2 separate regions of the Homo sapiens genome follow, and region 2 is linked to region 1. Evidence: read pairs that join two places in POLR2A ChIA-PET (ENCODE). Cell type or tissue: Caco-2. All regions are shown on one strand. Links, peaks and the distances in the headings refer to the core of each region. The heading gives the core; the rest is flanking DNA. Region 1 overlaps XRCC5 (X-ray repair cross complementing 5). Region 2 overlaps MARCHF4 (membrane associated ring-CH-type finger 4).

The links. Peaks named below come from ENCODE experiments on the same cell type or tissue, not always from the same donor. Only the 100,000 strongest peaks of a DNase experiment are listed, where the experiment ranks them.
Region 2: POLR2A ChIA-PET joins it to region 1 with 5 read pairs; 2 of 35 experiments call an interaction of 5 or more read pairs at or near these places.

Annotation. Positions count from the first base shown.
Region 1 is chr2:216,199,055-216,213,759 of GRCh38, forward strand. XRCC5 (X-ray repair cross complementing 5) reads left to right here. Exons shown (of 21, transcript NM_021141.4): 20 at 5,268-5,342; 21 at 6,134-7,239. The coding sequence ends at 6,148. Among named protein-coding and RNA genes, the nearest start is that of LINC01963, 10 kb to the right of the region's middle. In Caco-2, for the core only: no CTCF peak of the experiment used is centred there; a DNase peak (open chromatin) is centred at 3,777.
Region 2 is chr2:216,337,328-216,345,327 of GRCh38, forward strand. The region is part of intron 1 of MARCHF4 (membrane associated ring-CH-type finger 4); the gene reads right to left. Among named protein-coding and RNA genes, the nearest start is that of MARCHF4, 31 kb to the right of the region's middle. RefSeq lists an enhancer at 3,274-3,986. In Caco-2, for the core only: no CTCF peak of the experiment used is centred there; no DNase peak of the experiment used is centred there; H3K27me3 peaks cover 199 bases.

The DNA of each region.
Region 1 (14,705 bases), core at 1-8,000:
GCACTGAAATATTCATTTATATTGCCTTCAAATGTTCAATTTGGTCACTTCCCAAATAATCATTTAAGGAAACTTGACTATAATCACTGAGGTTAAAGAACAATCCTCACAGTCTATTTAAATTCTTTTGAGGTGTTTCCCATAAGTTATTTAAAGTTAGCAAGCTGTCAAATTCTTGCTATTAAATGTTGACATTTGAAAGGAAATAATTATCCAGGGATGTTCATTTTAAATGAAAATTATAACTTTACATTTGTATAACATCTTAAGAGCTATTACCCTCCAGTTTTTCTAGAAATATGTGGATTGTATGATTCTTTGAGAAATAGAAGGAAGTCAGCTCTGCTACAGAAATAGAAAGTTTTTGCATGGCGTGAGTTTAGACAGTCACTTTCTTTTAAGTTTCCTGGTACCTCTCATTTCATTTTGAAACCTAGGCATAAATCATTCTTTAATGTTCATTTTTATTATCATTATAACCTGTCAGTTCTTCCACTTTTTCTGTTTCTAGTTTATATGATTAGATATGCCATTAGCATTTGATGTTTGGTAGAATCTTTGTATAGCCTTTGTGTGCTCTTCATCTGTCAGTTCTCCTGGCTCTGTAGTGGGTGGAAGAGGTAAAGTGATGTGTCTGAGAGCTCACAGTAAGTCACCGGCCAGGAATCTAGTTCTAGCACTGCCCTAGTCCTTCATTCTCCTTTAGTATTGAGAAAGCAGTGAAGAAAGAGGATTTATCCCCATGGCATTGGGATCTTTTTTTTTTTTTTTTTTTTTTTTACCAGATTCCAAGAGGCTGAGCTATATCTAAATAATCATTTGATGTAAGCTCTGTGAAAAAAAAATCATTATTTTAGCACTTATTTTTCTTGTAACTGCCTAATTTATCCTTCTTTATTGTTGTTGACATTTATGGATTTTCCACCTTAGTATCACAGACATTCATAGATAGCAATTGGCCATTTTACCAATTGGTGTTGGCCATTTTACCAACACCCCTGTCTAGAGAGGTAAAGTTTTCTGTGCCTCACAGCAAGCTAGTGGCCAGCAGAATTGACTGGAATCCAGACCCCCAGATGCCCGCTGTAGTCGCCTTATCACCACACCATGGCACCAGCTCTTCACGCCTTCACCTTATAATGCCGCCAACCACATCTACCTAGAGAAAGGATGCTCATGCTCCCTTTTTCAAGAGTACATCTGGTTCTGTGTGTGAGAGTGCACAGGAATTCTCCAAAGCTTAGTGAAGGATTGAAGACAAAGGTTAAGAATCATTTCTTGAGAGCAGTTTTGTCAAACTGCTGGCCCCTGTTGGAACCTGTGACATTTTTCTTTGCTTTTTTCTGCTTTCATTTTCTGCCTTAATTCTCTGGTGTAGTTTGCTAGTACAAGAAAAGTAATAATGAAAATATCACAGTGTTACCCAATATTTATTTAAGGCTTGATACATTTAAGATATGATATTAAATTTTTTATTGAGGTAGAACATGTGTACAGTAAATGCACAGATCTTAACTGTGCAACTTGATGAATTCTTACACATTCATGTACCTGGGTGCTCACCACCCAGATCAAAATAATAGAACATTTCCATCACCACATAAGCCTCCCTGGTACCTTCCTAGTCAGAAGCCCCCATCCCTTGAGGTAACCACTATTCTGACTTCTGTCACTTGAGAGTCATCTGGCCTGTTTTTGACCTTCATATAATTGGAATCATGCCTTTTTTTCATCAATTATGTGATTATAGCTATGTAGTAATCCCTTTTATGATTTTACCACAATTTATTCATCCATTCTCCTAATGATGGACATTTGCTTGTTTGTCCTTTGGCAGTTATGAATAAAGATGCTGTGGATATTCTTGTACATACCACTTGGTGGACATATGTTAAGTGTATTCCTAGGAATTAGAACATGAAACTTACAATACCATAATGAATTTTTTCATACTTTAGTTTATCTGAGACTCAACAACCCCTAAGATAGGTATGGTAAGTAGTAGTATTCACATTTTGTTTTTGAGCGAAATTAGTTATGAAAAGGTCAGGTGGCTTGCGTAAGGTTCCTGAGAAACTGACAGGGTTATAGTTGTGTTCTCCACACTAGGCTGCAGGATTTCCCTCTTGCACCATGTTAGTGTTTATAGCATCCATTAAGCTACAAGTGGCATTAATGAAACCCAAATATATGTCATTTTAGGCAAAGTACATGCAAACTGACTTTTATTCTTTTTGATGCTTTTTTACACATCTAGATTGTCAGTAATCCTTTGGAATCACCTGATGGTGTTGGAAACAACCCAGTGGAAGTCATGTGTTTTTACTTTGGGGGTCAGTAAGGGTCTGAGCACAAGATGATAGTCTTTTAGTCTTATGGTGGTATAGGACTGGCAGTTTCTATATAGAGGTTATTGATTTCATTACTCTGCTTGTGGCCAGGATTATATTTCAGTGTACTTGAAAAGTAGTAGGTTATCCATTTCATAAAGTTCTCCAGGTAAGGAGGCACTTTTATGGTAACCCCAGGTAAGTGATGGTGGTTTGAGGAAGAAGGAATATGTCACTCACACACATGCCCTTTCTATCTGTTCTCTACTTTCTCAGCATATTGCAGAGGGAAAGAACACATGAGAAAAGATGAGAATTGACTCCTACCCCTTTCTGCAGAAGAGATTCGGAGAATCTCTTGCTTTTATTGAGAAAGCAGGCCAGTCATTGAGTTCTCTGCTCTATCTTGCTTCCCTGTCACTGCATGGGCTAGAATTACTTGCAGTTACAAACATTAATGATGAGGAGTGATATGTGGAAGAGATCAGCCTTGCCTGGGGCATTGGGAAGGATAATGGATGGCAGCCCAGCTTTTAAACATAATTTGCTTACACAGAAATGTGAAGCAGATCTGTCAGGAAAATCAGTTGCAGACGATACTTAGCACTTAATGAAAATGTAGGATTTTTGTTGCTGCTCATTTCTTCCTAGGAATTTGGCCTAGTCTCAGAGATGTGCCATTTGTGCTTAAGTATATATACCATGGTCATACTGTGCCAACAATAAGTCCTTATCTAAGGGGTCATACAAGATGTAGTGGACTACAGAACCATTAAGCCTATGGAGTTTTTCAGATGTTTGGAAGATACCAGTCATTTGTGGCCCTACAGAGATTTATGGCAGGATGCAGCTCTACTGTTTATTCTCTTGCCCCAACTGGATAAGTCTTATCCTGTAGCCATATAGTCCTGATATCACGAAAATCATGCAGGGGTTAATGACAATGAGTAGGAGAGGAGAGGTACAACATAAAAAGTATGATAATAACCCGGAAAACCCCAAATAAAAACCCATTTGAGAATCTAGGATAGAGTAGTTTATTTAACCTTTACAGATAAATCATATGCTAGTAAATGTATAGATTTTTTATTCATTTATCTGTATTTGGCTGTCAGATATCTTTATTCATAATCACCCAGAATAAACAGAATGAATGAAACAGAAGCTTCATCACAATTCTGTTACAGACTGTCTGCCTCCATTGCTGGGATTTCCTCTCTCTTATACCATTGATTCTCAGTCTTGCACATGGCCCAGTTTAGGGTCAACAAAGAGCTATGGAAAGATCCATAAATGTCCTTAAAAGAAGATAAATTCCTTATTCGCTCAGTCATAAAAGAAGTTAATGAATAGTGAGGTGGTCTTAACTGAGGGAAAAAAAGTCCAAGAGAGTGGTTGAGTCAACAAACAATTATGTCCATGGTGCTGACAAAGGCACTGCACCTTAAGGCAGACACAGCCTCCACTGTTATCACTTTGTTACCTGTGTGTGTTTTTGTATATGAGGACTAGAAGAACAGGCAGAGCTTTCTTGCTTCCTGAAACTTGCCACATGCAGCCTCATATTTCATGGTTGACTTTGGTTTGACTTTTTAAAGAGACATATTTTAGTTTATTTATAGGTCTTAGGTTTCAGAGGTCATGATTGTGTCCATTGTACCATAAAAGTAACAGGAATGTAGAGAATGGCAGCTCTTACCATTTTTTCATGTTGAGAGTGAGGAAAGTATAATTATACTTTTTCCTCTTGGGTGGAAGCAACTACAGGAGAGCATAAGTGGGCTGGAAGGCTCTCTCACCGCGTGCCTGCTCCATGCACTCTCAGCCTGAAGAATGCCAGAATGCCTCTAGGGGCCAGTCAGTTGTGGTACCATAACTGATTCTCTATTTACTGTTTCTGGCCCCCAAAGGAAAAGTAGAAGTGCCCCACTTTCCACTGCCCTCTCTAAAACACTCACTCCTACAGGCAGGCATGCTACCAGAAAATCACCTTCTCGTGTTAGGATAGATAGGCATTGCTAGATAGATATGCATTGCTAGAACCCAGCTCTTAGAGGCAGCTGCCACATGCCTTGAAGGAAAAGGCTCCCCACTGCTATCCCTTGGAGGGACAGGATGGAAAAAGAGTGTTCAGATAATTTTCAAGGGCACTCACCTCACTACCCTTTTAAAATCTGAGTGTCATTCCTAGATCCTCACAGACTTCACTTCCTGGACTTTGCTGTATTACTATGTATCTGCCTTTCAGAAGCTCCAGATCTAGAACAGTGATGCTGAATGGTTTTCTCATCCATTTCTCATCTGCCTGTTTTCAAACAATTTCTAACACAAATTGAAAGATTTCCATAAAAGGAATCAAACAACCTTCCAAGCTCACTCATTTTTGCATTTCACGTTTCTTATGAGAAGTCCCCCTTTTACTGCTTTTGTCCACAGTGGAATTTAAGAGTAGATTATTCTAAGCTTTTTTTTTTTTTTTTTCCTGATTCTTCATCATTCAACTTGAGATTATTCTAATCTTGATTTGATTCTCATGCTCCTTTCAAAAGAGCATACTAGTTTGGGGTGGTTGGTTATTTTCTTAACCTTAGCAAGCCAGCTTATTTCCTATGGAAGCAGAACTGGAAACAGCAGATGTCCACCATGCTTATACAGGACACTACACACTGTCTCGACAAGCCATGTTCTTTCCTCCCTCTTCGTGAGCACTTTCTCTGGTGATGAGTTAGTATGGACTACTTGAACCTCAAAACTGGGCCTCTCACCCAAAGCCAAATGAAGTAGCGTATGCCAGGATGATGTTTCTTTTGGGCCGTTGGCAGTGAGACTGCTAAGCAGGCTGCCTTAGGTTTTGCTGTGGCAATGCTAGCAGATTGTTCCCTCTTTCAAAGGGGCAAAAATATCATTTTGGTATGATAACTGACTTTCTATTTACAGTTTCTGGCCCCCAAAGACAAACCAAGTGGAGACACAGCAGCTGTATTTGAAGAAGGTGGTGATGTGGACGATTTAGTAAGTACTTTTAATATGCACCTGGTGTTCTATGATTGAAGTCACCTGAGCTGTAAATACAGCCACAAAGGCTGATTATCTTACACTTGTTGCTTATTTGTGTTTTAATTTCCAATACACCAGAAGCTTCCTACACCATTATATATTGCCATTATAAATTCAATCAGATAGGTAATTTCATAATAGAAATTCCTGTGTTTCATGGTGTCGGCTATATTGTTCATTCAGATTAATCCTCTCCCTTGAAGGGCTGAAAAAGAGCTAGGGAGGCTATTCCATTAGTAGCAAAATGTTGTAATTCACTGAAATTGCTGTTAACCAAAAATAAGTAATACAACATGCAGTTTGTGTGGGTTGACAAATGAAACAGCCCTTAAAAGGGCTACTTCTTAAATGTTCTCAATTAACTTAATGTAAACAAAATAGACCGATAGGCATTTGAGGATTTCTGGACCCCATTACACCATGTTGTTGATGTCTGGGAAGCTGTGTAGTAAATGTCTTTTGTATCTATCCTTAATGTTTGGAAACTTCCCGCCTTTAAGCTTCATATGACAACTGACCAACAAACACTACGTACTATGATGTCAATCTTTTTTAGAGACATTCTCATTACTAAAATGAGTGGATACTTGAATGTTTAACTCCTAAAATAATGAGCGGTGAATAAATGAGCAAGTACATGCATGCCTTCCAATGTAGAGTCATTTTCATTAAACCCTCTCTCACCAGAGAAGCAGTGGTATGAAATTGGCCTGATTCCTTTCTAAGTGTGTTGTTCTTGTTCACAGTTGGACATGATATAGGTCGTGGATGTATGGGGAATCTAAGAGAGCTGCCATCGCTGTGATGCTGGGAGTTCTAACAAAACAAGTTGGATGCGGCCATTCAAGGGGAGCCAAAATCTCAAGAAATTCCCAGCAGGTTACCTGGAGGCGGATCATCTAATTCTCTGTGGAATGAATACACACATATATATTACAAGGGATAATTTAGACCCCATACAAGTTTATAAAGAGTCATTGTTATTTTCTGGTTGGTGTATTATTTTTTCTGTGGTCTTACTGATCTTTGTATATTACATACATGCTTTGAAGTTTCTGGAAAGTAGATCTTTTCTTGACCTAGTATATCAGTGACAGTTGCAGCCCTTGTGATGTGATTAGTGTCTCATGTGGAACCATGGCATGGTTATTGATGAGTTTCTTAACCCTTTCCAGAGTCCTCCTTTGCCTGATCCTCCAACAGCTGTCACAACTTGTGTTGAGCAAGCAGTAGCATTTGCTTCCTCCCAACAAGCAGCTGGGTTAGGAAAACCATGGGTAAGGACGGACTCACTTCTCTTTTTAGTTGAGGCCTTCTAGTTACCACATTACTCTGCCTCTGTATATAGGTGGTTTTCTTTAAGTGGGGTGGGAAGGGGAGCACAATTTCCCTTCATACTCCTTTTAAGCAGTGAGTTATGGTGGTGGTCTCATGAAGAAAAGACCTTTTGGCCCAATCTCTGCCATATCAGTGAACCTTTAGAAACTCAAAAACTGAGAAATTTACTACAGTAGTTAGAATTATATCACTTCACTGTTCTCTACTTGCAAGCCTCAAAGAGAGAAAGTTTCGTTATATTAAAACACTTAGGTAACTTTTCGGTCTTTCCCATTTCTACCTAAGTCAGCTTTCATCTTTGTGGATGGTGTCTCCTTTACTAAATAAGAAAATAACAAAGCCCTTATTCTCTTTTTTTCTTGTCCTCATTCTTGCCTTGAGTTCCAGTTCCTCTTTGGTGTACAGACTTCTTGGTACCCAGTCACCTCTGTCTTCAGCACCCTCATAAGTCGTCACTAATACACAGTTTTGTACATGTAACATTAAAGGCATAAATGACTCATCTCTCTGTGAATTGCTGCTAATTATTGTCTGCAAAAGACTTCTTCAGTGCTCTGCTGAGAATTGAACACCCTTATCCATTGATTGAAAATGGATCTGCAAGATAGAACATCATTCATTTAGCTGAGGAGAGAAAGGAGTGCTTTACTTTGGGCTTCTAGGACATCCTCTCAATACTATACACACTTGCATCAAACTTGACATACAGGTGCTCATTTAAAGTAACCCCAACAGAGGATGACATATAGTTTCTGGTTAGATAGTTAAAGCCCAGGGGTTGTTTGTGACTTGGACAAAACTGAGACATTCTTAGAACCACAGAGAGTGGAAACTTTGATCTCTGAAATCTTCATTATTCTCATCAGATCCTCCCAGCAATATGAATCAGCTCAGTAAGTATGGCTCCATCAGCAGCCCCTGTCTTTGGCAGTTTGGGGAATTTCTTTTGGGAAACGTCAGTCTTTTTGTCATGCCAGGAAAAGTTTAAATCAAGTTAGTCCTTTAGATCTTCTGATACTTTTTGACTTAGTTTGAATGCAGCAGGATTATTTGTGCTTCTCTAACCCTGTTTTACCTAAATCTCAATACCTCAAGGAAGAAATTAGTTTCACAGGCTAAGGAGAGGAAGAACTAAATGAGTCATGTAATTTCCAAATCCATTTCATACAGGTGAAGTATATGTGCTATGTAGACTTCATCAGAGCGTACTGTTTTGAGTAGGGACAGCGTGTTTTGCATGAACACATCACAGTCCCATTTCCGTGAAATGAGATTGGCAGATCTACAGAACTCCCAGGTGTTCTGCTGAGTGTAGCCCTGGAGGACAGCAAGTGCTGTATTGTCGTCAATCCACCATGGGCTGCTTCTCAGAAGCCCAGTAATCCCACAAATGATAGGCTTGTCTGTGATTGCAAGTCACTGACTATGGACCCGGTCACCTTTTTCTTCTATGTCACTGAAATTTATTGACTTGAAGAGGAGTCATCCTCTTTGTGACCCCCCCACCCAAGTCACAACTCAAATGACCATACGCATTTCCAAATGCCCCCTTGAAGGTATGTGCTGCCCCTCATTAAGTACCACTATTTTAAATGTTGGGTTTTAATCCTTTGCCAGTTAATTTACATATAAGATTTAGAATCTTGGAAAACTATTTGAAAAATCGTGTTGGGATTAGGCAGCATTTTTTTTTCCCGCCAAGTCCAGGATGGCTTTGAAAATAAATGGACACAGATCTCTCCTGTTTTGATGATGTGCAGTGCTAATGACTGGCTTTGCAGTTAATTTTGATTCAGGCAACAGATGTTCCTTTTGGTTCCCTGTCTCCCATGGGCGTCATTTCATGTTGTCCTCTGCCTTCCCCCAGATATTCTAAGTTCAGGACACAAGCTTGTGGCCCATGCAGAGCAGAGGCCATGAGGGGTCACAGCATGGGTACGGGAGGAAACACTGGGCTAACCCAGATACTGGACTTGAGTCTTGCCTCTGCTGCTTGCTGCACAGCTTCTGTCATGGTGCTAAACCTGTGACCTGCCTCACAGGCTTAGAGCATGCCCGTAGAAGTACTCTAAACTAAAATGCTTTCCACAAATGAGATGGTTTCATGAAAACTTCAAATAGAGGGCCTGGGCAGAACATAACCTTTTTTTTTTTTTGAGACAGAGTTTCACTCTGTCACCGAGGCTGGAGTACAGTGGCTCAATCTTGGCTCACCGCAACTTCCACTGACCAGGTTCAAGTGATTCTCCTGCCTCAGCCTCCCGAATACCTAGGATTACAGGCATGCACCGCTACCCCTGGCTTATTTTTGTGTTTTTAGTAGAGACGGGGTTTCTCCATGTTGGCCAGGCTGGACTCGAACTCCTGGCCTTAAATGATCTCCCCACCTCGGCCTCCCCAAGTGCTTGGATTACAGGCATGAGCCACTGCGCCCAGCCACAAAACAACTTTTAAATAGGTCTGCTGCTGTTTTTTTATTTTAACCTTATTTCTTCTAAGACCTTGAGTATTCCAGTGCTGTTTTCTTTGTAATGATCTATTGTTATTGGACTTAGGTTTTCTCATCTAGTTATACATAAAAATTAAAGTCTCCATGTGATCAAAGGTAAGGGTAGGACCCAGGGTAGGTTTTCTTACTTTTTAACAGGGTGACCATGCATTCCAGCTATGGAGGATGGATTGTTGTCTTAGCATAATTAATAGTGCTCTTTTTTGTTCTCAGAATTGTCCTGGTATGGATTATAGATATATGGTCACCCTAGGTTTTGATTATATTAAGTTAGTATCACAACCAGGGCCCAAGGAATGACCATATCCTGCCTTGCCACTCACCCCTCTCCTATTAACTCCCTCCTGGAGCTAAATGCACAAGGAGCAGACAGCAAAATGGAAATCAACATACTGCTTTGTATTAGCTTATTTCAGAGATCTTTGGAACAGCTAGGTTGTGGCTCATGGCTTAGGTTTGTCCTCTGCCTCCTACATCCAGATCTTACCACCATCTGGCTTCCAAGCCTGAGACAGGGAAGAACGTCTCATTGGGCCTGCTTGGAAAGAGTAGGCCCTTGGGCGCAGTGGCTTACGCCTGTAATCCCAGCACTTTGGGAGGCAGAGGCAGGCGGATCACTAGAGGTCAGGAGTTCAGAACAGCCTGGCCAACATGGCGAAACCCCATCTCTACTAAAAATACAAAAAATTAGCCGGGTGTGGTGGTGGGCGCCTGTAATACCCGCTACTCAGGAACCTGAGGCAGGAGAATCACTTGACCCTGGGAGGCAGAGGTTGCGGTGAGCCGATATCACACCACTGCACTCCAGCCTGGGCGAGAGAGCAAGACTCCATCTCAAAAAAAAAAAAAAGTAGGCCCTGGTACTTGTGCCTGGTTGACAGCATGGAGCAGGAAGTGGAAATGCATATGATGTTTAAACAACCTTTTAGGGGTTTTAATGACCCCTAATAAATATAGCTCAGTCTCCAGCCATTTTTCTAAGTCCTCCCTATAGCAGGCAGGGGAATATTAGGAGGGTGATGGGGAAATGGGACTTCCCCCATCCCACACTTTTACCCCATATAGGTCAGTTCCCCTGATCAGAAGTAGAATTGCTAATCCCTGCTTAGATAGTTGGCTTTCTGCAGTCATTTTGGAAAGGAAAGAAATGCTCCTTTAAACATAACCCAGGACTAGACTTCCTTTCAAGAGGCATAATGGCATAATGCTTCAAATAGCCACCTGGATGTTAGATACTATTAGGTTTATTAAGTCCAGGTGTCAATAGCATTTAACAGTTATGTGGCCTTCACAAGTCCCTTAACCTTTGTAAGCAACAAAATAAATCACTTGCATTTTATCTGTGGGCAGGGTGGCCCAGGAGAGGACAGAAACTTCTCAGCCAAAGGGAACTCACAGGAGCTGCTTGAATATGCGAACGGGTACTGCTTGGAGTGTTGAGAAAGCAGCTCCAGACCCAAGCCCTATCCACATCCTCCCATTTTACATTGCCCAGGGCCACCCACCTTTGCACTGCAGCTTGTGTGGGTAAGGACCCTGGCAGACCTGGAACGGGAGTCTTAGCATGGGTAAGTCTCTGAATTTCTCTACGCCCCTCCCTGTTACCTTTTCAGTATGCTGGGAATTATAACAGCTTACAGGGTTATTGTTAAGATTAATGAGCACATACTGCTAACAGCATATATTAATGGCTTGGTAAAATAGGATGAAAACTAAAATTTATTTTGCAGCAGAATTCCCCTTAGGAACAGATCTAGTTTGTTGGATAAATACGTTGATGAACTACTTCAGGGATTGCAGTGGCACTGAGATAGGAGAGGAAAGCAGAAGGAAGATGGCACCCTGGGGAAACTTGGTGGTAGGGGAGGTGTTCTGGCTGGTTACTGGCTTTGGTGTTGATAAAGATTATCTTTAAATAAGGGGAGAGTTTTAGAGATGGAGGTGGGTAAAGACAACAGCGATGGACAGCTGCAGGGGAGGGCAGCTTTAGGGGCTTGGGGAAGCACAAGTGTCCATAGGCATCCTAGTCTTAAGTTATCCTGTGGGGTTGAGTGAATTTTCATCTCCCCACTGAGTATTCAGTGCAACATCCATTTCACTAATGTGCTTGGAGTTGGTATTTTTAGGGGATGCATGTAAGTGCTGTGAATGTGACCTGTTTCAAGGAGGGCAAGGGTGAAAACAGGCTGTCCAGAGAGAGTCTGGTCATCTCTGGATTATCTTCATGCCTTGCTGTTTAAACCTGAAATCAATCAAATGTAGGCGATAGCAAACTCTGCTCCTCCTTAGGTTGAACTTCCATGCCTCCACTGTGGCCAAAATCAAGCCTTATATAATTCCCCATTCAGAAATAAGAACAAAAATGAACTCTGTTCTTGAAAATAACTGCAGATAACAGCTTGGCCAGGAAAGCACAAAAGGTAGCATGTGTGAGACATTTGTCATTGCTCAGAATTTTAAAATTGCATTCCAAGCTGTTGGATTTGAGTTTAAGTGAGGCCAAACTGGGGCGAGATCAAACACACCATCAAAGAATTACACACATATCCTTGTGGCCACATCGCTTTTGTTGTTTGTTTCAAGGATGCTGTGTGTGTTACTAGGGTTAAGACTCTTCTCCTTGGCTGAGGGATCTCCTCTGGAGATTTTGAAAACAGGAAACAGATTTCTCTCTCCCTTCTCTGGTAGTCTTCCTATTCGTGTTAGAAACAGTCTTGCTCAGAGGCAGAGGGTGAATCCCTGGCAGATCTTGACAATCTTATGTAATATGTGCATGACTTTTCTCTATCTCTGCCATAGTAAGAATACTAGGCTGAAAAATAGGTTCCCTTTCTTAGCAGTTTGTGTTGACAGAAGTTGGCAGATGGTAGGGGTAAAAGGGAGTCTTAGAGCATTTCTGAAGCCAGATGGTATAATACCCCAGCCCCACCTGGGAATGTCTGATAGGAGCTGGGGGAAAAAAAAAAAAGCAGAATCTCTCCTGAGTCCTTCCTGTCATTTCTGCAGCTTTAGCAACACCAAGAACTATCTTTGTCAACACTGAATTCCTGTGGCTTGTGTCCTAGAGGAGATGAATAGAATAGAATGTGCTCACCTCAAGATTAGAGTCTACCTTGTACCAGAAAAAGCTGAGGAATGAGACCCATGCAAAGTAATATAGAAACATAACAATCCACTCCTGATGTTCTTCTGTGGAAAGAGGGGAGAAATAATCCCAAAGCATTGTATCAAGTGGGCAGAAGTGAGATGGGCAGAGTCTCTTCCTGCCACTGCCTGAGGGAGAGATCTCCACTTGCAGAGCATCCGAAGTTGATGAACAGCATGGCACTTTGAAGAGCCTTCACTTACTGTGGAAACTCAGAGAAATTGCTTTACCCTCACAGACTTCAGTTTTACCATATGTATGGTAATTGGTATGTTTGAGATTTAAAATCAGTTCATTTAAGTAACACTCCCAATGGAGTAAGTCATGTTAACTTTTTAAAATCACAAATCTGTAAGTTTGGAAAAGGAGAGAGGAAACTATTACTTCTTAAGAGTTATAGCCTGTCAGGTTATCTTGCAAGCTGGGAAGCACAGCCTCCTCTAGCAGAAGCCCAGAGACAGGCACTTCAAAGGAGGAGGGGTTGGCTTGGAGCTTTATGCTGAAAAAGTTATCTAAATATGCATATTCAGTAGGTTACAGGAAGAGCTGTGAATGTTCATAAAGGTGGTCCTGATGAATGCATATTAAACAAGTATGTTACATATGACCCATGTTCATCTCACAGAGAAGACTCGACATTTAAATATTACAATCAGGCCCAGTACATCAAAAGGTTTTTCAGGACAGGAAGGCACTCAAGTACGCAATCTCTGTAAACCCACTAGAACCAGTCCATGGTCGGTGGGCTTCTTAACAGGAGAAAGTTACTGAAATCACTCTCTTGTCCAGTCAAAGCTATAGTTATGGCTGGTAGAGTTCAGTTAGTCAGCATCTGGTAGGGCTGCAAGTGTTTTATTAGTGTTTATGGTGAGGCCACTGCTTGTTTAGCTGCTAGAGAGAAAGAGAATCCTTGTTGCAGTTAGAACCTAGTTTATTCTTTAAGCGTAGGGGTGCATAACTTAACCCTTGCCTGGCATGGTAATTTGTTATGTTGCTGCCACAAAGAATCTGTTCTGTCAATCTTAGGATCTCTATTTTAACTTTAATGCGGGTCAATTGTCTGTAAACCAGAAAAGGGAGGGGAGTATAACAAGTCGTGTCTAACCTGCTGTCCTGTCATGGCTGGGAACTCCGTTTTTAAGAATTTTCTGGGGTCCCCTTGGCCAAGAGGGGGTCCATTCAATCTGTAGGGGAGGAGTCTTAGGATTTTATTTTTAGTTTACATTCTCCCCTTTTAGCCAAGATGTGCCAGAGGCAACACTGATGACCAAACATTTATTTTGTCTCATGTCACTGCCAGGGTGGTGTCGTTACCTGCCCCAGGCTCATTTTGTTCTTTGGTGGGATCCCTGTGGCCAAGGGACTTGGAACCAAAAGACTTAAAACTAATTAAACATTGGAGGCCAGATGAAGATGGAGGTTCACAGGCACGCATTAACCCTTAAAAACCTTTTGAGCAACATAACCAAAAAGCAGTGTTACAAAAGTGACTTGTCTATGAGTTCTGTGTGTTGAGCCATGAGCTGTTTGGTAATCTGTATGCCCATCTTTAATTTGGAGGGTCTGAACTAATTTTATCTGTTGAAACTGGCCCTTACAATCTCATGTGCCCACCCCTTCTGTGATAGTCCATGGGCCTACTGGGAGGGTGCTTGATACTGTATTGCTTTAGCAGTAGTGCCTTGGCAATGGAAAGCAGATTGGCCTAGGGGGATTGAATAGTTTTCAAATTCTAGAGATACTAGGTAGAGAGAAAGGTAATCTTCAATGTTTTACCCAATTTCTGTAAGCTGTAAATAGTTTAAAAGAAAAAAGGTTTTATTGACTCTGAAAAGCAAAACATGAAGAATTAGCAATGTTTATTTGATTTTGAGGACATTTGTCAAAGATGTTCAAAGGCTCAAAGCTTTTAATCAAAATGGAATTACAGGTCATTGTAATAGTTATTCATTAAACCAAGAGTAATAATCAAAAGACTTTAAATGCAATATGGAAAGTCACATGGATGTAAAAACCTTAACCCTTTTAAAGCTTAGTTTTCCTAAGTAATAAAAAATCTAATAAAGAAAACATGGGAATTATCTTGATAAAATGTAAAATCTTTGGTTCTTAGGCCAGTTACCAAAAAGGCAAAGAAAAACCTACAGTGTGGTTGCTTCTCCTATGAGAAGCCCATTTAGATAACTTGGAAATCAAACTGTAAAAAGTTTACTTGAATTAATCAGACACAAGAAGAGTGTGTCTGGGGTCATGAATGAACTTTATGTTATGGAGGAAACAGGAAACTAGAAAACTGTACCTTGAGCCGGGGAATACATGACTCTTA
Region 2 (8,000 bases), core at 1-8,000, 140 kb after region 1:
GTGCTGTGAAAGCACATTTGATGTCTTGAAAAGTTCTTCAAGCATTACTGTTTTTAAAAAGCTGTGAAACAGACTGATACTACTTTAGTAAACACACAAAAAAATGCCATATGCATGTGACTGAGTGGATAAACTCCAAAATATTTAGTTATTTTGGGGTTGGCATTATGGATAATTTTTATTTTCTTCTTTTTGTTTACCTGAATTTTCTAAAATTTCCACACTGAAAATGTGTTATTCTTTATAAAAAGAAAAAAGAGTTTTTAATCACTCATTAGCTTAGAAGCCAGGACACGCTTCCAAGGTATATGGCCTTATATAAGCCACTGTGCCTCTCTCCAAGTCTTCGTGTTTCTCATTTTCCTTGACCTTCACATCTCTTTCGTGGTCTTTCCCTTCCCTTCTTTAAATTTGGTTAGCGACCTACTACTTCTAGAAATTCATACCCCACGAACTACAGCATTGCTTGGAGACTGTTTTTTAACACTTACATGTTGTATGCTGACATACAGGGTTTGCATCCTCTAACTGTTGAGTGGCAGGCACTCAAGGAGCAAAGGACACCAAAAGGAGGAAGACACTCCTAGAAGTTCAGACTCTAGTGGAAGAGACAGATATTTGATCAGAAATGGCACTGCAATGTGGAAAAACACACTCATAAAAGTATGAGCAAAGTGGTCTAAGATCACAGAGGTCAGCAGTGACTTCTTGAAGAGGTAAGACTGGAGTTGGATCCTGGAGGAGGGAACATGATGAGCCCACAGTTATTGGCTATGACCAGGCCCTGTGGTATAGACTTTATGTGCCTTATGTCATATAATTCTCCCAGCAATCATACCAAGCATCCTCTCCCCTTCCCAACTTTTTCTTAAGCAGTTTAGAACACTGTAGTGTAAGAGGGTAAGTAACTTGCCCAGGTGCTGTGTGGTCACTCCTTGCCTTGTCCTCTTCTGCTGTCTCTCCCAGAGCACTGACCCCGGCAATCTACACTACCTAGACACCATTGCCAACTGGTTCAGCCAAGTGGGAGTCTGGAGGATGGGAGTTAGGGAGAAACCACAGAAGTTTCTGCCGCCTTCCTCCCAGCTCCACGTAGCAACTGCAGGTAGTAGCTTCAACAGTGGCTGTTTGCCTCCTTGGTTCCAGCCCCCATAAACCTTGACAGCCCTTCCTCAGTGGTCGCAGTTCCCATCAACCCTGGATTCCCAGGTTCTAGTAACCTACCTCCTCCTTTTGTCCCTCCAGCTTAGGCACTGCCTTCCTACATTCCATCTCTGCTCCGCCTCAGCCTCTCCTGCGTGGACTTGCAGCTCCACTGCCACCTCTATAATTAGTTCCTGATGTTAAAATCCCCACATGAACCATCTAGCATGGCCTGTGTTCCTGAACAGATCCTGACCCATATAGTCACACAGCTAATCAGTGGCTGAACTAGGATACTCATGGCTCTTGAACTCCAAAGTCTTCAAAGATGGTAGCCCACAGTCATTGAATAGTTACTGAGTGTCAAGGTCTTCAAACGTATCATCTCATTTAATCCTCACCACAACCCTACCAAGTGAGTGCTCTTATTATCTCCCATTTACAAGAGAAAAAGCCAAAGCCAAGAAACTTTCCCAAAAGGCACAGCAAGCAAGTTGGAGAAAGAAGAGTGAGACCCAGGCTGTTTGAATCCAGGACCTGTGTTCCTACCTCTTGGCTGTCCCAGGTTGGACAGAAAGGAGCGGGGAGATGGGAGAGATTCCTAAGAGAGGTGAGAGTTAGAAAAAAGGCAAGGGGAGCCTTGGACCAGTCTTTGACCTCAGGATTGCAGTTCCTGATCTGTAGTTTGAGAGGACAGACCTAGTCACCAATCCCCCCTTTCCTGGCACCCAACAGCAGTCTTGTCATTCTAGGCATCTATGGGAGAAGACAGTAAATGAAATATGCCAAGAAATCCAAGGTGTAGTGTTCAATGGCCATGCCCTTCTCTGCACCTCCCTCTGCTCCTCATCTCCACCCTCCTACTTCCCATGGTCCTCTCTCCTCCATTGGGAAAAAGCCCATAATCCCCTTGGGAAATCCACCCATCCTTCAGGCTCCCACTGCCTTGGCATTTGCACATCACAGGGAGTGCAGGTTGCTCTGACTCTAATTAGCAGGTGCTGAGCAGTTTCCACATTTTTTAGTAAATATGTCAAAACACAAAATCCATTCATTCTTTCCTCTCCTCTACCCTTCCCCTCCTCTTGTAAAACACGCTTTTCTCTCTTGGCTGCTCAGTGGAGAAGTGTTTTTCTTCAGCAAGAGTGAAAGTGGCATTAACACAGGGAGTCTGGCAGTTTTACAATCCTTTTCAAATCCTCATCTGCCCTCCTGGTCATTCATCCATCTGTTCATTCGTTCATTCATGTGCCTTCTATGGGGCAGGCACTGACTTAGGGCTTTGGGTTTTATTGGGGCCTCTCAAGTATAAGGCTGGCATCAGCAAGGATCCCATAGAGACCCTCCAGGAGATCCCATTATCACCCAGGACCCAGCCAGGGCAATAAGGTACCATGGAGCCTCGGGGGACTTAAGCACTTAATTTCCACCATCTCTCTGGGCCTCCTGCTGGGGTGACTGGAAAACAACTCCTTAAATCAAGCAGCAGCTGGCTCCCTCCCTGCTGGGCTCTCCTCCCCAGCACCCACCCCCTTTCCCTCAAGTCCCTGGGTTGGAGAAGCTGAATTTCCAGCCGTTATCCGCCTCTCCCTTTCCCAAACCTCCCCTGCAGCCTTTCTTCCCAAGCCCTCGCCCCAAACAAAAGAAACAGGAAGTTGAGAGGGTGGGGCTGCTGTTCAGACCCATCCAATCCCTGGAGCTTTTCCACAAAGCCTGCTGCCAGATTCCTTTTACAGCCTGGGTGCTTGGAACCAGTCTTAGCTCTCCTGGCCAGAATGAGGGACCTCGGAGTGGGCTGGGAGGGAGTGGGGGTGGAATTCCCCATCTGAGTGTTGTTTGTTGTTGAATTTAGGGTGACACAAGAATATAAACCCCATAGTGATTTTGAAGGGCTGGCAGTTCGGTTTCACCAGGAATTCACACAGGCCTCCCTGGCTCTCCTCCTGCAGCCTTCTGAGGCTATCTTTAGAGAAGGGAGAGGAAGAGGCCTGGGGTGTTCCAGGCTTGAGTCAACAAACCCCATCCAAATCCAGTCAAGCCAGCAATTTCACCTAATTCCACCAGCACCTACTCTTCCTTTGGCCTTTGTCAGTAGCCCCCCAGGGCTGCCACCTGCAACAGTCTTAGCCTACCCTTGGTCCAGCCTCCCAGGGTTGACAGAGCATCTCCCATGCCCCTAGGACTTCATGGACAAAAAGGGAAAGGAAGTGGTCCCTACCCTTGAGGATGAGCTCCTGGCTGTAGGAGACAGAGCTGTCTATGAGCCAAGTATTTCAACAGAGAAAATACAGTGTTGGGGTAGGGACAAGGGAAGTATAGTATATAAAACAATATGTGGGGGCCACAGAATAGAGGCTGGCAGGGCCTTGGATGCTGCACTACCCCAGTCTACTCAGTGATATGAAAACTGAGGCCCAGAGAAGTGAGGCACCTTGTCCAAGGTCACACAGCCAGTCAGGGGCAGCACAAGACTCACACCGAAGCCCCCTGGCTTGGAAAGTTAAATGTCCAGGTTGTGAACTACGCCCAGTTGTCAGTCAGTCCCTCTTCCTCCTCCTCCCCTCACTCTCCTCGGATCCCCCAGCGTTTACCCTCTCTGAGTGGCTGGGCCCCAGGAAAGCAGTCACTGGAACTATTCGGAGGAGGCAGTGAGCAGTGCCAGCAGAATCATTTCCATTAGTTTATACCATTTTGCAGCTCCTCCAATCTGCCTGCTCCCTGCTGGTCCTTCCATGTCCTGACTGAGATGGCTGTTCTGTTTGTTTCCATTGTCTGAGAAATAAAATGGTTTTGATTACACCCACGGTCTCTCGTGAATGACTGTACTTTGGCTACCCACAAGGCAAAAGGCACCAGCTGCATCCCTCAACCATGGCTCCTAGAAGAGGCCTGCTTGCCTATTCCACAGGGGCTTGAGCCTGAGCCAAGGGAGCCGCCCAGACCCCACCCACATTCACTGCTGATGCAGACTGAGCCTGGGGAGAGGCAGAGCTGTGCAAAGGGTAGCATCTGGGAGGGCCCTCTTCTGTTAGCCTCAAAGGAAGGGGAGGGCAAGGCCAAGGAGAGGAAACTAATGGTTTTAAGGGCATAAGGCAAAACTCAGTCCACAAAGTCAAAGTCCTAGTAGGCTTAGTACCTACTGTGCACCAGATCCTGTTCTCAAAGCTGAGGACTGAAGCAGTGAATGGAGGACAGCAACACCGGTGCCTCCCGATGGGAATCTTACTCTAAATCTTTAACAACTGGACCTGCATAGACACCAATCCATCAGCCACCAAGTAGCACAGTCCCAGGGTCTCCCCTACTGGGCTGGGAATTAACCCTTTAGGTGCTGAATCCTAATTAGGTCTTGGGGGTCCCAGGGAGGGACTGGAGCAGCCAGGATGGTGGAATCCCAGATAGCAGCTGCTCACCAACCAGCACAGAAGGACTGCAATATTACGGCAATATTAAATATCAGCCATATGCCCAGAGGGTCAGATGAGAAGGTTGGAGATGACTGTGGCAAACTCATCATTAGGGGCAACCACTATTCAGCAGTGGCCCATAATTGCCTCATGGGAGGAAGCAGCCCATTGATTCTGGATCTTCCCATTTTTCAAGAGGAGTCCGATCTGAAGTGTGTATGTGTGTGTAGAACTTTTTATTTTAAAACATTTGTTTACATAGCCAGACTAGGCCAAAGAAAATGTATCTTTGCCCATATGCCCTCTGAGAGCCCCCAGTTTGAGCCCTCTGGCCTTAGGGTACCAGGAACTGTGCTGAACTTTAACTGCAGTTAATTCCTCACAACGACCCACCAGGTTCTTGTTATTCTCTCCACTTGAAAGAGGAGAAAACTGAAAATCAGTTTTCTATGGGGTGATGGGAGCCAACAGGAGAACTCATCTGGAACAAGAGAAGGCAGCTGGTTGAACCCAAATCTGCCTGTCTCCAAGGAGGAGAGAAGACCCTCTTGGGTGCAAAAATGTTTCTGTGCTCCAGTCGGCATGTGTCCTGTTGATGGTTGGGCTGGGGCTGAGGACAGGTCTGCAGAGGGACTGGCAAGGTTGCTAGGGGTGGCTGAGATGGGCCTAGGATGCCTGCAGGAATGGTGGGAAGGGGTGTGAACCTGCATGGAGAAGTGGGAATGGGGTAGGTATGTTAGAGAGATTCTGGAGTTCATTCTTGTGGGAGGAATGAGTGGACTTGGGTCTTAGTGAGGACTCAGAGACCCCCTAGGAGGGGCTGAGGTTTTGTTTTCTATGATCCTGCAGAAAGGCCCACATGCCACCTTCTCTGCCCTGGCCCAGGGAACTGATTGCCAAGTGTGGCCGCACGGTACACCCTCCCTTCCAGGATGCCTGCTGCTCCTGGGTTCCAGTCTAGTTCCTTCCCAGGCCCTGGGTGGGGCCACCAGCTGGTAGGTGGGCTCTTGTGATCACCTTCAGCAAGACTGTGCTGTAGTGACAAGCATGAGAGCAAGGTGGGGCTGTGGGGAGGGTGGGGCAGGCAGAAAGGACTGACTGAGGAAGAAGCATGGGGACAGGAGCATACATGTCTGTAGGAAGAATGGTGAACTGTCCCCCTGTCCCAAAGGACTGGGACTGGTGGAAAGTGAAGGCTTAAATGGCAGGCTGTGACCAAGTTGAGGGATTCTTAAAGGACAAGGACCAGAGTTGAGATATTTCATTCAGCAGGCAATAGAGAGCCATGGAAGATTTGCTAGTGGGGTATCTGTCTTAGTTTGGGCTGCTATAACAAAATATCATAGACTGAGTGGCTTAAATAACAGATATTTATTTCTCCCAGTTCTGGAGGCTGGAAAATCTGAGATCAGGGTGCCAGCATGATTGGGTTCTGGTGAGACCTGTCTTTCTAGCTTGCAGACAGCTTCCCTCTTGCTGTATTCTTACATGGCCGAGAGAGCTTTAGTCTCTTGCTTTTCTCATAAGGACACTAATCCCATCATGGAGAATCTACTCACATGACCTCATCTAAACTCAATTACCTCCTAAAGTCCCCACCCTTCCTAATACCATCACATCGGAGGTTAGGATTTCAGCATATGATCCGGGTGCTGGGGGCGGTGCACAAACATTTAGTCCATAATAGCGTCAGACACATTGTGAGGCTGGAAGCTAATATCTGAGCTCCTAACTTGTGCTAGTCCCTTTGTGTATCCTTTATCCAGCTTTATATGTGTATATATATATTTATCTCCATATTCCTCTGATTCTGAGAACAGCCCTGTGAGAAAAATATTAAATAGTTTCACTTTGCACATAGGGATATTGCAGCTCAGAAATGTCCAACAACATTCCTGAGGTCATATAGCTGCTGGTAAATGACAGATCAGGATTGTAACTGAAGTCGGGGGACTTTGTGAAACTAGAGGCCAGAAGAGTAGCTAGAAGTACTATCTGGATATGAATAGTAATATCTGTAACTGCAATTGAGGCAGGAGAATCACGAGAGGGAATGAATGCTGGAGATCTCAGAGTGGGACCTAGTGAGAATTGATCCAGTATGGATGGGGCCAGAGGAAGAAGCCACAGAGGATGGGGCAGGGGAGAGGGGACTGATGGGAACCCTGGCAAAACCATTAGCAATGTAGAGAATTTGGGAGAGAGCTCAGTTTTCAGAAGATAGTCTTACTATGATTTTGGAAATGTTGTGTTAGTTATAGAGGAATGGGAAGTGGCATTTTTACTTCCCAGCTTGGCAGTACAGAAAGACAAACTAAAACAGAAACTTCCCAACTTTTTAACTCATCCACAGCAAAACAAAAACAGAAACAAACAAACAAACAAACAAAAAAACATGTGACAATACTTGCTCTTCCTCTACATAATGTACTCTGACTTTTCCTATCCTATTCTACTGAATTTCATGGTGGGGGCGTGGGTGGAGAAGGAGAACGCCGGCTGCCTCTCGTAGAATTGATTTCATGACTCACAAATGGGGAAGGGCCCAAAGTTTGGCTAAGACTTCACCAGAAGCAGGGTGGAGTGGAGCAGCCAGTCCTCATGGTCACCACACACGGACTTTATGAAAGACAGAACCAAGAGAGGAATTGATATTGGCAAGAATGGGAAATTGAGAATACTTAATGTTCAGGGGAATCAAGGAGGGCAGGGCTTCTAAAAGGCCCCTTATTTTTACAATGAGGGCATCAGGGACCTTCCAAGGAACTGTTTCAGTCAGTGAGGGAGGTGGAAGCAAGATTGGAAAATAGGAGTAGGCATAAGGAGATGAAAGAGGGAGGGGTGTTAAAGGCTTGCCTGCATGCAGAGGGGAGGGAGCCAGCAAAGAGGAAGTGATTGAAGGTGTCCCACAGTGAGCTGTGTGGGTGCGAGCGGAGGTGGTAATGGATGGAGCCAAGTCCACGTGGAGATGGAAAATCCTGGAATGAGCTGGGACAAAGAGCACTCTGGGAAGGAGGCCGGGTGCTTCTTTCTCTCAGATAGGAAAGGGGAGAGTCTAGGTAAAAATAGATATTTACAGGAGTGAAGAGGCAGTGATGGCAAGCAGAAGGGGAAAGATGTTGGAATGTGAACGGCTGAACCCAATTTTCTCAGCAATGTAGAAGGCAAGGTCATCTGCTGAGAATGAGGATGGCAACTTCATGTGAATGAGAAAAGTTGGGAACAGCTGCTAGGAAACATCAACAAGTAAAGAAACAAAAGAAAGGCTGAATAGTGGGAGGTCCAGTGTAGATCCCTTGGTCTGTGAAACCTGTGGTTTGCTGGTTTGGAGGGCCTCTGCTTTCTCCCCACGAATACTGTAAAAGCACGGCCCCTTCTTCTCCCCAAGGTTACACATCGAGCAAGGGTTCAGGGGATGTTGTTGATTCCCTGCTAAAAGGCCAAAGAACA